Linked DNA regions of Mus musculus: region 2 is linked to region 1. Evidence: chromatin loops called from intact Hi-C (ENCODE). Cell type or tissue: left cerebral cortex. All regions are shown on one strand.

The links. Hi-C counts contacts between places; a loop is a spot of excess contacts. Peaks named below come from ENCODE experiments on the same cell type or tissue, not always from the same donor. Only the 100,000 strongest peaks of a DNase experiment are listed, where the experiment ranks them.
Region 2: a loop joins it to region 1, with 2.6 times the contacts of the local background. A loop is called at or near these places in 4 of 42 quality-filtered maps.

The regions. Positions count from the first base shown.
Region 1 is chr8:48,556,249-48,564,248 of GRCm38, forward strand. The region is part of intron 2 of Tenm3 (teneurin transmembrane protein 3); the gene reads right to left. Among named protein-coding and RNA genes, the nearest start is that of Gm39178, 100 kb to the right of the region's middle. In left cerebral cortex, a CTCF peak has its summit at 4,189; a DNase peak (open chromatin) is centred at 4,167; H3K4me3 peaks cover 167 bases; H3K27ac peaks cover 187 bases.
Region 2 is chr8:49,022,964-49,030,963 of GRCm38, forward strand. It overlaps a transcript of Tenm3 not described here. Among named protein-coding and RNA genes, the nearest start is that of Gm25830, 68 kb to the left of the region's middle. In left cerebral cortex, no CTCF peak of the experiment used is centred here; a DNase peak (open chromatin) is centred at 3,204.

The DNA.
Region 1 (8,000 bases):
ACTGCGCTCAATTTTTTTTTTATTCCCCAAACTGTCCCTTCCTCTCCTCGGGCTCCACTTTTATCATATTTTTCAATCCCTCCATTCCAACGTCCTGCCTTTTAATTTCTCTTTCTTCTAGAACATTCTACCTCCCCCTTCAGACACCACTTCCAGTACTCTGAGAATGGCTGTTCAAGGATTTTTAGATTTACCAGCGGGTTTTTTTTTTTTACAGTTATAAAAGATACATACATATGTACATATTTTTTCATTCATTTTAATCAATATATTGTTACCATTTTTCATTTTTCATTTTAACTCACTTTAGACTCACACACCCCAAAAGATGATACTGTAGGAGATAAACTATCATTTCATCCCTGTATTTTTCAAGAATCCACGTACTTCCACTCCCCCCTTCTTTTGGGGAAGGACAATCATTTTCCATATCCTCAGGATTCCACGATAACCATGTTTGTCCTTTTTTGGCTTTGATAGTCCTGACATCTAAGGGTCCAAGGTTACGAAGGCATCCCTTTCTCTGCAGACTTCCTCTTCTCAATCTCCATGACCTTCTCAGACATCCATCAGCACACCGAGAAATAGCAGTTGCCACTCCATATTTAAGCAAATTATCTGCCTCTTACTGTTCTTTCATAACGAAGGAGGCCCTTCTAAAAACCACGATTCACCAAACGCATCCTATTCCAGACTGTGCGGGGAGGGATCGATTTGGGACCTTTAATTGGCATTATTAAGATATCATAGAAGTTACTTTAAAATAGCAATTATTTAAAATTTAGACGTTCCTTTGACAATCTAAAATTTGAAGTTATTTCAAGGTTTTGAAATTCTCTTTAGTAAAATTGGGTCAAAAAAGAGAACAATAGATATTTTTTTTAGGGCACAAAAAAAAAATTCAAAGCTCTTAAGCAAATACCTCCCTGAATCAACTGTTTTGAAAGAATCATTTCACAGATTCTCCAATGCTTGACTCTTCTCTGGGTGGATAGCCCCAAGACATTGCAAGTACACACTATATAACCTGAAAACAGAGCATGAAGAAGCTGTTCTTGGAGTCTTAGAGAAATTAAATAGGCAGAACATTGCAGAGTTGGAAATTGCTAAGACCCAAGGACTCGTCTGTCCTTGGGAAATGTATCTCTTGATTCTGATGACCACGGATTTGCAGATCTGGATCAGAACGGGAGAACACAGGAAGATGGACGGACTCTTTAATGGAAGAATGAATGGTTTGAAGAGCTTAAATAAATCACAGTTTGGGGCAAGATGAATCTTAAGAAGACCGATATTTGGCACGCTCATTTCCCCAGATAAATGCTATGCAAATTGGTCACTGATTGATAGCATTTATTAAAATTCCAATTTAAAATGCTAATTGAGCAATGCCCATTTATAAATATCAGATCCAGGTTAGGCAAATGTTTTTAATGTAGCATTATATTGGAAGTACGCTACGTATGTGTCTAGTTTTTCTGAATACAAAAAGTGATTATTCCAAATGAGACAAAGACAACATCCCTTAAGAATTATCAAGGGCTGACTTTCACAGAGCCTGGGTAGGGACAGAAGAGACCTAGGAAGAGATGTTTTTAAGTTGTTTCCTTTGCTGACATATGAAGGATGGGGTCTCCATACATTTTCCAAGGAAAACCATGGGATTGCGACCACACCCATCCACGCAGTCACTCACTGCCATCTTTTTTTGGGAGTCCACCAAAGGGTCACACAGGGCAGTGTGCAGACATAAGGCACACATTCAGTTCCTGTTTTCTTCTATCATCACTGGCCATATTGATGATGCTGGGATTAATTAGCATTATGGATACTGCCTTCACAACCAAAGTAGTTCTTACAGAGGATCTGCAGAATTCCCTACAGTTGCACAAGCAGAAACTATTAAATATGTTGAACCATGTGGCTATTTTATGTTGCGAATGAATAACCACATGGAATCATACTTGCAATATTAAATGAATCTTACTTATAACTGAATTCAGTTCTTTAGGCATAAAACACTAATGACTGCACACCACAAGGAAGATTTTTAAAAATGCATGAACCAAACCAAATCAAAGCAGATTGGGGTTTTTTTTTTTTGTTTTTGTTTTTGTTTTAAAAATGGGCCCATGAATGAGCTGTTACCTCCAACTGGTGCTGACCTTGCTTCATAGTCACAGTGCTTCTGGCCTCTCCCTACAAAGCCTACAGCCTTGAAGAATCAGAACCAGAACGCAACTGAAACCAAGATATTTACATTCCCGGATAATTATTAAGCACTGGAACCAGACTGTCAGAGATGCTAACACAAAATCAATCTCAAACACAGCAATATTCATATATGACCATGTGAAGCTAACACTACCATAGAACATCTCATGCCAGGACAGCATAATATATTGAGCATTTTGGTGTGTATCTTTCTTTTTCTTTATTCTGTTTTTGTCCTGGATATCAAACCAAGTCACTAGCATGATTGGCAAGTGCTATGCCCTGAGCTAACACCTACTACTTAAATTCTCTAAGCCCCTTTAAGTAGCCAGCAGTAGTGTTCCACTTTATAGACGAGGTACTGGAAACTAAAGGGGCTAAGACTGTACCCACCTATTTACAGGGTGCCAGGCTTAGGCTATGTCTCAATGAGAGGGCTCCTGAGTCACACAGTCCTTTCAGAGACTTGGCTCAATAATTAAACTGGTTTCAAATGTGTTGTTCACTGTCTAAGCCAAATTTATCAAGCAAGGTATATCACCTACTGGGAACCACGATGCCCCAGTTTACAAAGGATGTAGATCATAGATGAAGGAACAAAAGGCCAAATACCTTAATTCCTCCTGTTTTGAAAATACTTCAGGAGGGTATACCAATATTAGTATTGTTTGCAAACTGGAAATTTTGTAGCAGAATAAAATGATCACAAAGCATTCCTAAATACTTGATTTAGAAATTATCATGTGAAGGATGGCATGTGTCTGCCAATTAGAAGGTCTCTGCTAACAATTGTAATTTCACTTAAAAGCGCTGTTCCTTTAAAAAAAAAAGAATGTCAAAGAAACTGTTACCAAGATTCTAGTATACTGATATCAATTGGTGTATAGTAATTGTGCTGATATCAACTGGTACCTAATAATTGCACAATTACTCTGGTCACACACTCTGCATAAAATTTTAGATTTTATTGAAAGTTTTGCCAAACATTTTTTTTCTGGTCAGTAGCACACATAATTTCCTAACAACCACAGCGTCTCTAGTATTAGTTGATGAAAAATCTATTTTAAAATCATATTTCTGGTCCTATTTTCTCATCACATTCAAGGTTCATATCCACAATAGATATAAGGACTTGAAAACAGCCTTGCAAGAAAGGCCAGCTCATAATTTTTCATGGGTGTCTGTAATGAATCTAAAGAAATAAAATCTAGGTGATTCTTCACCCCCAAATATTCATATTTATTTTAAAACTAAATGAAAACAGCCACATGTGAAAATGATTCCTAAAATGCAAGTTTCTTTTCTTTGTTTTCAAAGCCATTGATTTTTTTTTTCACCAAAAGAAAGAAAAGTCAGTCAAGTATGTGATAAAGAACTGAAGCTCTTTGCTTTGCAATCAAGCCGGTGTGTACCAAAAGAACTCATCCTTATTTCTGGCCCCATTCGGGTGACCTTGGGCAGGAGCCTGCTGGGCCCTAACCAATCTGGACAGACAAGGGAAGAGGAGGAAGCAGGGACCAGGTGGATGTGATGAAGTCTGGATTCCTTGCAGGGGGCAAGCAAGCAAGCCGCTGGATCCAAGAGGCTTGGTGACCGCCTGCTTCCTTACTGGCAAACTTCCAAGCTGGAGAGAGACCAGGGTGAGCAAGGAGATCATTCCAACCTGGTGGGAAGCTAGACAGGGCTGGAGGGCAGACTTTCAAAACTAAGATGGCCAGCAAGAGTTTTCAGGGGAAGGGATGCCAGGTACTGAATATATAGCAAGAGCTAAGGGATCAAGCCAAACACCTCCCAAAGGCAACATTAAAAGGGAGTCTCCAGTTCCAAGGCGTATAGAACCTTATAACATCTGTGAACTACCGGCCTCTGGAAGTGCAGTGGGGAGGAAGAGGAGAGGCGGAAGGAACACACTGTTCATCTCTAGCACATGAGTGCAGGCAGCAATACTAATTCCCAGGCCCACCCAGGGATGGCACTGTCTGTCTATTCAAGCGGAGCAGCCTACTGGGGCTCACCTAAAATTTCAGGTCTTGCAGATAGGAATACCTCCTGGAGGCATATTTGTATGTATTCTCTGACAGTTCAAGTTTCATAAATACCGATGTGATAAATAAACGTTAACTAAGCGACTCCGGTCGAGCAGCAATGCCCTCAATCTGGACTGTTTATTCTCAGCCACTCCCTTTCCCATGCCACAAAACACTGGCCTTAGGACCACTGCAGTTCATGTCAAAAAAAAAAAAAAAGAAAGAAAGAAAAACTAGGTAGCATGCCTGTGAATTCACGTAAGGCACTGTATGTATCTTTCTTTGTCTCAGAAAACTAAGAGCTACTTATTTGTGAGAAATGGCGATGGAGTGTCATCAGAGGGTTTGTCTGTTCTGGTACCAGACCCAGGTGCCAGTCGGTTCCTTCCTCCATGTACTGAACACAACACGGAAGTCATATAAATTTTGACATTTACCTTTTAAATTTTATAATGTCAAAAAAAATTTTCCACACGATCAGCAGTATCAATCATTTCTGCATCTACTTCGGAAAACACATGTAGATAATCAGCAACGTGTTGGCTTGTGGTATTTTCATGAATCGGGTACATGAAATATGTTTTTAATGAGTTCTCTTGAATTGTGAACATAAAGTATGTGTAGATTTCTTTTTATACTTCACTTTGCTAAATGCTTGGCAAGGCTGCTTTTCACCCGGCCAATCACAGCTTGGTCATAATGTGACATAAAGGAATTTCCTGATTGGCCAGGACCAGCTGAAGGGTCTGGCTGTGTGCCCCCATTGAGTTGAGCGAATATCTTTTTCTATCCATCTTCACACCATATTCTGCTGCCTGTCTTCTTGCCCCTAACTCCTTTCTGACCATAAACATTTCACGGAGACAGAGACTGTTGGGTAAGGGAAATGGCAACTGCATGATTCCTCTGCAGACTCCGCAACAGGTACAAACTAAGTAGGCAGTAAGTAGGTGCTGTGTAGATGGATGGGTCACTAGAAACAAATAGTCCAGACTAGAGACACACCTTGTTAAATGAAGTAGTCCAGATATTTGCCTTTATTAGACTATGATGAGGTAATTGTACTTATGAGACTATGATGACATAGCTATTGTGTCTCTCTCCCTCCTCCCTGCCACTACAACCCCACTCACATACACCAATGAGGTGACATGCATTTTGACAATAGAAGTTGTGACCTAATGGAACTTACCGCTATTGGTAGTTCAAGTCATTATTGTAAACTCCATAATACATATGTTTTTGTCATAAAATCACAAGATTACCACATTGGATATAAACATATTACATGATCTAGACTGACCTGCAGATCTCTTCCAAATATAGTCCATGAATATTGACACTGTGTCCTAATGAATTTTGTTGTTTATCTTTTGGTACTTGTACTATACCATATCCATCCCAGTAATATAACTATGCCATATCCGTCCAAGTAGTATATAACAGTGCTTATTCACTGTTTTGAGAGTATCCCTCTAAAGCCACCACTTATAGACAATGCCTTCACTAGCATCAAGTATCAGTGATGAACAGTTGGCTGCCATTTTCTCAATAAGGACATTTCATCTTCTTGAAGGTGATTATTCTTTAATCTTCCCTTAAAATCCATTGTCATGATAAACTCAAAAGTTATTATTATTTTACCTCACACATCAGTTTTTTTAAAAATCTCTTTCATCCTTTTACTGGCTCCCTTCTAAACATCTCTTGACTATAAAGGGTGGAGCTAGCCAAGAACCACAAAGTCTCAGAGCCTCTGCCAGAGTTAGGGGCCCCGAGAAAAGAATAAAGTTTGGTGGAAGGACAAAAGGTCAAGTGAGAGAAAATCCAAGGCGAGCATCTCACCACTGTCTATTCAGAGGTGGGAAGGGGTGACGGAGTTCTGCAGCAGAGAGTCACAGCTCCGTCCAGGTGCGTTACCATCATGCCTGAGATCTAGAGGCAGTGTGTGAGTGAGCAGAGGAAGCCACATGCTCAGCTTGAATCTTGGGGATTTCCGAAGACGATAACGAAGAGCACCCTGTGGAAGACCACCCCGTAGAAGAGGTCAGGGCTAGTGGGACAGAGGGCGACCTCTAGGAAACTGAAGAGGATGAACAGCACACATGACACGTCCAGCAGGACAGCCTTCAGGATCTGGGCCTGGGCACAGTTCGGTGATACTTAATAAGAATCCTCGTTGCAGATTAATATTTAGGATGATGGAAGCTCTTGGAATTGGCAGGCAGAAGCAGTTTGTGAGCTAAAGGATGATAATTTCTAGAACAGTAATGGGGTGAGTGTCCGATTTAATGGTTGTTTGAAAGAAAATGGATGCGGAGAAACGAAGAGAGGAGACCAGTGTACAAGCTAGCTTTTTTCCTTCTTCAGAGCATCTGTACTTTAATTCCACTCACACTAATTAAATGACTACTATGTGCCCAAAACACCTTAGGTAGTTTTAACCGAAAAGACTTCCTTAGTTCCACAAAGAGCCAAGCTAGTTAAAACTTGGGGAAAAAAAATAATGTGTCTCCATTATTTAAATGTTCTTGGCAAGGGGCGGTGGTGGGGGTCAGGGAACAACTGTGACAATTTTTTTTAAAAGAAAAATTCCTAAAGAGGGTCTGTACCAATTTGTAAAAACTAAAGTACACTTAGAGTCTTGCTAGAAGCAATTTCAGCAGGAAAATTAACAAGTGGACGCAGAAACTTCTGGGTACGGAGGGGTCCTGTTGTTTGTCTTATTCTGAGGGCTTTGAGCTTCTGAGTGTCTATAGACTTCTGGTGTCATCTTTCTCTTAGGAAAACTGGAACAGACGGAACCAGGTCCACCCGAATTATTGGATGGCAGAAATAAGGACATCTATTGATGCTAAACTAACTGACGATGGCTAGAGGCTTTGACAAACCAGGGTTCATGACCTCTGATGCACACCTCCCCACGGAGACTCTGACACCAGACAATCCAGCCACTTTGGAGTCCATCGCACATGGTAATTTGACTTCAAAATGCAAACCACTGTGAAGCCCCCAGAACTGTTGTTATTTCTGGCCAGGACCTTTGTGAGATTTTCAACAGAAAAAAAAAAAAAAGTTTGTGCAGTGTGATCATTCAAATGAACTTCAAAGATGAAGGTGAAGTAAGCTGGAGTATTAATTTCATAATATTACCCACTAGGTCAATAGATCCCCATGTCATTTTAACTACAGTAAGGCTGGTTTGGTTCAGATGACGTAAGCAGACTGGATAAGCAGAAAGGCTCTCAGGGGCAGGCGGGCGTCCATGTTAAATAATCACACCATCAGGGGGTCTGTATTCCGCAGGGGAGGTTGGATAAGTCTGGGTCAAAGACTTTCTGGCAGGGTTTCAGAAGGATGCCTCGAATTAGAAAGTCTCCGACCAGAAAAAGTACAGTTGGATTAGGGTGTGATTAATAGTAATTTATGACAGTGAGAAAAGTCCTAAATTAGAGTGGGACATTTATACACTACAAAGCTAATTCTATTGTTGGTGATCATCTTTAGCGATTTTAAGAAACCATGAATTCTTAACACCCATGTTGGGGAAAAAATCACTGGTTGAAATTCAGAAAAACAGGTATCACAATCTACCATTGGTATAGAGTTCCCAATAAATATCCCATGCTGTTGACAGAATGGACTCACTACCAAAGAAAGGAACGGAAAGGAAGACTGCATCAATAGCGTCTACACTGAAGCCCAGCACAGTGGCCCACCTCTGAGCTCTGAGCACACTGACTTCCGACGATATTTTGA
Region 2 (8,000 bases), 470 kb after region 1:
GGAAACCAGCGCTTAAGGCTGCCATAGGGCTTCAGTGTAGATTCCAGATATGGACTTTGCCATCCGTCCTTTATTTTGACTGCAGAATGGACCACAAGTCTTAATGCCAACTGACAACTACATGGTACTAACCCACTAAGTGTCAACCTCTGTCAGCGTGTCACACATACAAAACCAGGAGGTTGCATAATTTAGTATACCCGAGCTCGAGCTGCTTTTCCTAGCAGTTTTGATTATGATATGGAAGATACCGGTTCCGTTCTTATGGCTAGCTTGATTCTGAGAAAGAGCCAAGGATAAAACCAAAAATAAGAACCAAAAAAAGGGATCACAGTCTATATAAGTTTTTATTATACTAAATTAAGATGGATGTGGGGAAAAAAGTACGTGCTTTAAAGACAGCATTTAAAAATCCAAGATGCTGTGGGCATAAGGAACGCTGTTTCTCAGTGCCGAGGCTTAATCCCAGCCTTTCATGCACTTTAGCAACTAACTGCTTCATCCAGGTTATGTTAAAGCTATTCCAAAGTGAGAGGGGAATAAAGAAGTCTGGCAAGGTGGTGCTAGAAGCTAACACATGGCTGTATCTTTTTACAAAATTTCTTATTATCTTACAGAGATGGGTTTATTATCTGGGTTTATTGACTATTGATGACTTAGCACAAATACAGTGTCTCTCCCATAAACATAACAACATTTTGTTTCATGTGTTGAAAAGATGTACCGTGTTTGGGCTATGGTTCAGGGTATTATGTTAGTCCAACAGCAGAGACCCTGATACAGTGCCTGAGGGAGCTTATCTTCCTCTAGGGTAGACAGCTGCAGACAGAGGCCTTAATACATGTATAATTGCCATATTGTTATACGTCACAGAGTGAGATGTGGCAGAGAAATACAACGGGAAAACAAGAAGTGGGGTGGGGGTGTTATGCCAATGACAATGGTTAGGAGAGGGATCTCTGGGGAGATAGACCTATGTACAGGTGCAAAGAAAGTGAGATCTGAGGAGTGGCTGGTGGGTGGAAATACCTGGAGTCAGAGGTCACTTAGTGGGAGTGGATAGATACTGTCCCCCTGAAGGCTCATGTAATATTGGTTTGGTTGCCATTTGATTGGATGTGGGCTCAGTCATCAGCCTAATCAATGACTAATCCACAAATGTATTGATAACTTGGTGGCAGGGGAAGGAGGTTGTTGAAATCCATTGGTAGGTCCTTTTTGGGGAAAGTAGTTCATAGGTGGTGTGATGCTAAAGGGCACACAACTCATCCTTGACCCTTACCTCTTAGTCACTCTGCTTCCCAACTACTATGAGGTAAACAACCTCCTTCATTATATCATCTCAGTGACACAGGCTGCCCCTTCTTGGATCTAGGAGCAGTGGATTCAACAGATCTTGGCCTGAAGACTCCAGAACTGTGAGCCAAAGCAACGTATCTCCCCTTTAACATTGCTTACTTTGGTGTTCTTGCTATAGCAACAAAAGGCTGATGAATGCAACCAGCATTTCAATGGGACATCCCAGAAGCAGGGATGCTTGGCCGGCTGGGAAGAGTACCGGAAGGGATGAGGTCACAAAACATGGGTAAGGATGGCTGCATCTTGACAGCAATATCCAACTTTCCCTCGGGGGGAATAGTAGAGAATCAAGGCATTGAGTGTCATAGTAAAAGTGGCATCAGTGTCTCCATGTAAAGGGATAGGGTCCAACTCAGGGTGATCACAGCAACCAGGGCGACACATATGTTGAGTTGGATATAGACAGAGATGAAGAGAAGCTTTCATTGAAAGGAAATACATCAGGACATTTGTGGTGGATGGGAAATGGGCTACGTGAGGAAGAGGAAAGAAAAAGCTGACCTAAATGTCCCGGTTTTAGCGAAAGGCCATAGATCTAGGGTATCCGGTCTTTCTGTTTATCTCTTCTCTTCTATCTCAAAGGCAAGCATGAATCAAGGGTCTATTTAACTAAGCCATTCTCTGCCATTCCGTTAAAAAAGATGATGGACTACATCCAATGTCTAGAAGGAAACCCAGCTTGTACTTAGTTCATTTGAGGAATTGTTCTTGAATAGTTATCCTTATATCCATACTGTGTGCGATGCTGACAAGTTCAATTTCTGCTTGGGTTAATGGCCATATAAATGTCTTTACACAACTTCAGGTTGCTTGGAGGCAGGGATGATTTCTAAATTTTTTCCCCTGTGTTTTGCATTGCTGGATAGTTCTTTCTTTTCTTTTCTTTTCTTTTCTTTTCTTTTCTTTTCTTTTCTTTTCTTTTTCTTTTCTTTTCTTTTTGGAACTTGCTGTTTGAGGTCTAGTCTCCTCTTGTACTGGGGGGTGATGGTGGTAAATCTAATTAACATTAATGAGAGTTCTGTGTACATGTTGACAGGATAATAGACCTTTTAGGGTGGTTCCTCCTCTCTTACACCATCACTCCCCCACTGCACACTGACTGATTATTGCATCAGGCAGTGATACAAGTTCATGCCGGAGAACATACACTCTGTGGAAATTAAACAGAAAATCTGCCTTCATCTCTACATTCCCTTTATGTTATCGAGAGGAGACAGGAGCCGTAGGACATCATAGCCCACAGCAAATTTGGTTTTCTTGAGGGGAACATTTTTACAAAAGTAAATTTCCCAAGACCATTCAGGGTTATGTTTTCTTTGTTTGTTTTTAAGTTGGCAGTGCTGGTTACATATAACTGGGTTTTTACAGTAAGCAAATTGATAGAGAATTGAGAATATTGTCACTAAGAGCTGGGTGACTTCTTGGGCTTTTTACTTCAAATGATAAAAAAAAAAAAAGTAATACGTGTTCTAGGTCTATGAAGAAACTACTAAAATTGAATGAGCATAAATTTGGACTTCCTGCATTGCCTCGCCAGCATGGCTAAACATTTCATTGTTCTTAAGGTTACAAGGAATTGGTTTTCTTTCTATTGATGTATCCCATAATATGTCCTATATGTGTTAATAGGGACACTCTAGTCTTGTGAATAATATTTGGCAAGTGAAGAATGTTGTATTCTTCCAAAAAGCAGAGTCTATCTCATTGTATTCACAGAAGTTGGAATAAATACTCGTATAGTTAAAAGTAGATGGTTGTTCACAGCTCTACTTTTCCAACTTTAGCTCCCAAATACAGCTGTGCCTTCTTAGGCTAGATGCTTGGAGAGCGAGCGCTCACTTTTCTTTAATAAGGCTGGCTCAGAAAAGGAGTTGGAGGTGTGGATTTATTTTTTTATTTCCCTTCTAAAACTTGAGAGGCTGAGAGTCTTGTGGAGGGTGGGGGGTGGGGGGAAATGTGATCTAGTAGAAATACTGAAAGCTGGCAGGTTTGTTCAGTTCTAAACTCTCCCTCTTTTGGGTGGCATGGGTTTAATCCATCAGTTAAGAGAGCTTGACCCATTTAGCCATGCAACAGCTAAACCCTTAATCCCAACAGATTCATTTTACAGTTCAGATTTGGGCACCGATACTGCACTGATTCAAACTCACAGGTCAACAGAGTAGAGCAAAGCGGCTTCATTTCTCCCTTCTCCTGAGAACCGCAGGAGCAAAAGGATTTCTCTAGCAAATGGGTGTATATAACTCTAAGACCTTACTATTTACTATTCTATTTACTGATGGAATCTGCTGTCTCTATCAATGATAGTTTCGAAACAGACAATGAGATGTTCAACATGCGGAGAAGGAAATGTTAATACCATTAAGCATTCTCGGTTTTATTATTTAATTATTTGTTTTATTTTATGTATTTATTTTTGAGACATGGTATCACATGGTAGTGTAGGCTGGCCTCAAACTTGTGATCCTCTTACGTGGTGTGAGATGCCACACTTGGCTTCAAAGCATCATCATTCTTGAATTGTTTTTAAAAAAAGTCTTTAAAAGTATGAACAAGTTAATAAAAATTAATGGGGATAACATAAATAAATTGTATGAATATCTCTACCTTGAACCTAAAGCATTTATGGATCTAGTCAAAATTGATATTGTAGATGAAAATGTTGCCTACTACACAGGAAGCTGTCCTTCTAATGGAATGAAGCATTTCAACAGAGTACACACACTCAATACTGAGTTTATCAGTAGCAGAGTAGACTGCCATAAGTGGAGGGCAGTACTCATCAGCTTATTATTCTAATCTCCTGCTCACACATAGGGTCTCACAGGATTCCTGCAAGAAGGCACATTCACGGCCCCCCTGTCTCAGTCACGGGAGGTGCCTAGTATACATCTCTAATAAAAATAAAGAACCACCCTGTAGAGTAAAGCTGTTAGTATCCCATTTGTTTTGTAGAATAGGAAATGGGGACCCAGAAGCACATTAATGAATTTTCATAAGTCTGAAGACATATGGTGATTCTTATCCAGGGTTTCTGATGCTGTAGAGAACACAGAATAAAATAATTACGCCGGGGTTGAAATATGGTTCTCCTCAAAGTTTGACATATAGAATACAGAATGGTTTTTATGGGATTTTCTTCTGATTTGATAAGACTTTTAAATATTCAGTTTTTTTTAGAGACTATTCAGAATACAACAAGCAGATGCAACATTTTCTTTGTAAAATATTACTCATTTGCTATAGAATTCCATTCATTCCCCCCACTTATTTGTGCATGTTACAAGTCACCATCTTTTGACTGTGTAAAAGTCACTCTAGTTAGGGCCTGGGGTGATATAAAGCTAAACTGGGCATAGACTCTGGCTGTGCTCTCAACTCAGAGCCAGAGTTAAGAATATATTAATAATAACGGTAATCCAAAATCATGTAAGTTTAATCTAATGAGAGCCTGTAGGACACATTGTCTGCATAGTTTAGGGGGACACTCAGTGAAGGTCCTGTAATACTTAGGCTGAGTCTTCAAAGATGTGACTTTGAGCCAGGGTCTCTGTATGTAGCCCAGGATGGTTTTGATCTCATGATTCTTACATTTCACCCCACTTGAGCCTTGCTAGTCCTTGGACTAGCATCATGCCAGCCGAATGTGTTTGGCAAATAGAAATACAGGCAGTATACTTCTGCCATAATGCCCAATGTAAATAGAAAAGTAGCATCCATTTGGACTGAGCATACTCTTTCACAGATAACATATACAGAGTTTGTGAGTGTGTAAGTGATAAAAATCTTTTGGAGAAAATTTCAGAAGAATCATGTGTATGTGTGTGTGTGTGTGTGTGTGTGTGTGTGTGTGTGTGATTACTGCTTAGTTGAGGAAAAGAGAAGCAACATTCTCTCAACAGGTGACATTAAATTAGTCAGATTTATTACAAAGAATTAATGGTGTAGCATGGAATTATTTTTACTATAAATGGGGAAAAATGCCAAGTTGTATACCAAGAGTCATGGATCCAGCTGTAGGGTATTTTCTCAACTAGGAATCAATGCAAGAGGGCTCAGCCCATGATGGGTGATGCCATCCTTGGCCTGGTAGTCCTGAGTTCTAGAAGAAAGCATGCTGAGCAAGAGAAGCATGTTGAGCAAAAGGTGGGGAACAACACAGGAAGCAGCACCCTTTCATGGCCTCTGCATCAGCTCCTGCCTCCTGGTTCCAGCCCTGCTTGAGTTCCTGTCCTGACTTCTTTTTGATGATGAACAACAATGTGGGAGTGTAAGCTGAATAAACCCTTTCTTTCTCAACTTGCTTTTTCATCCTGGTGTTTCAACACAGCCATAGAAACCCTAAGGCATGTCAACAAGCAGTTTAAACAGAGGGTTCTGTAGCCTGTTTTTACAAGGAAGAGGAAAGATGGAAGCAGGTACCAGAAAGGATAATGACTCTCCTTATTGCGGGTCATGTTCTAAGTGCTAACCCTTATGAGACCAGGAGTGGGAGTGGGTGGGATTCAGTCACTTGGCTGCTTACCTGATAGGTACATGAGATGTGGCATCATGTGAGATCCTGTGTTCCTGAGGAGGGAGTCAGACCCTGGCAGCACCTCTGAGAGAAACACTGAAACATCTGCTGTATCTTTATCCATAAGACTAGAGATCTGCGTACCAATGAATACATTTATATCCTCTCAGGGATGGCGAAGTTGGCTCTGTCAACCTCACTCCTTCAGGGACATTCAGGAGAAAGGCATGTGCGTGTGTGTTTGTAGAATGTGTTTGCACCTGGAGCAGTGGACCTGGCAAAGAGTCACAGTCATGGCAGAATTAGTTATTGTTTAGTCTGTGGAGGGCCAGAGTTAGGCAGAGTACGGGGAGAAGGGTAAATTCTTTTGCTTCTGGAACATTCTCGACATGTGCGTTTTCCTGGCCTCAGACATCAAAGCTCCAGATGACCAGGCATGTGGATCCTAAGATATACGCCAACCTACAGTGCTTCTCAGGTCTTTGACCTTCCACTAAGAATCATCACCAAACATTTCCAGGTCTATGGATTCAGACTAAATTTTTCACCTGCTCTCTTTAGCTGGTGGGTGGCATATGATCACCGTTCTCTGCCTATATAACAAGTAAGCTAATCACCCACATGGTGCCCATCAAATATACGTCGAGAATGCCCCCAACTAATGCACTCCTTCTACCTAGACACAAACATAGCTTGGCCCATGAAGGGAATTTATGGACGTAGTACAGTACTGGCTGTTCAGTGAGCTGAAGAGTGCCAAAGATGACACCACTGTGAAGTCCGTGGAGCATTTGATAGAGGGTTTAGGTACAGAGAAGAGCTGTGCTCTGAATTATGATGATTCTCGTTATCTTTTTCCCAGTGAAGGTTATGGGCCCTGGAAAAACCTACTATACTACATAGCCGAATAACTAGGAAGATGGAGTTTGTCCTGTCAGTCCACGAGGAAGCAAAACCGCAGCTGCATATCAATGATAAAGTCTTTACATAGTTGTCCAACTGTTTCTACAGTTTATGAAGCAGTGTAGTTTTAAATTGCACTTTGTGTGTGTCTGCGTGTGTGCAGGTAGAGGATAGGGGTCAATGCCAAGAGTCTTCATTGACCATCTCCTTTATTTTTTGAGATAAGGACTCTCAGTCAATCTCTAGTTTTAGCTATGTTGGCTTTTAACATGCCTCCAGGATCTGTCTTCATACCCCCTGCACTGGTGCGTAGGTTATAGGTGCATGCTGTCAAGTTTAGTTTTCATGTGGGTGCTGGGATCTGAACTCAAGTTTCACATATACATAATAATAAATATTATACATAGGGAACTTTGATCTACACATATATAACTTTGAATAATATACACAGTTTATTGTGACTTTTTCACACGTATATAACTACAGCATCCTCTCTGCTGAGTCCTTTGTAACTAACCTTAGAAGGATAACCCTCAATATCAGAGGCAATTTTTGAAAAAAGTTTGGAAGTCTCTGAGTGGACTCAGTGCCTTGGGCTGGCCGTCTTGAATGGCTAGAAGCCATTAGTAGCGGCAATCCTAACATCAGACAAACAGAATGTCCTCCTATACATTGTTGACGATTTGACACGGCCTTTTATGTCTTCTGTGCTCAAATACACTGGCTTTTCACAGCTTGCCCAGGCTTCCCCTGCACTCCTGTTCTTCAGCACTCATCCACAAAAGCTCACACCTCAAAGCTTCGCTGCACTCTACACACTGCATTCCTCCACATCAAACCTGGCTTGTCCAGGAATTATTTTATTCCTTCAAGTATTCCAGTGATAACTCTTACAGATTGGATCTATGTGACTTTGAGATTATTTTAGTAATTCCTAGACTATAAGCTCCGGTGTCAACATTATTAACCTATTTTCAAGAGCATGAACTTAATGATTCTTTAATTATGATTAAAATTTGAAGTGCCTGCCACTAATTAAAATGTAAGCATGTGTAATCCTAAATACCTTTACAACATGCATTTCACTTGGCACCAGAATGAGGATGTAAAATTCCCTTTCAGATTTAACAGTATTTTTTTTTCCTTTCTTTCCGCCTATTTTAAGAAAAACAACAATCTGAAAGATCTTTAAGATACTTCCTTGTATCTCTGAATAATTTAT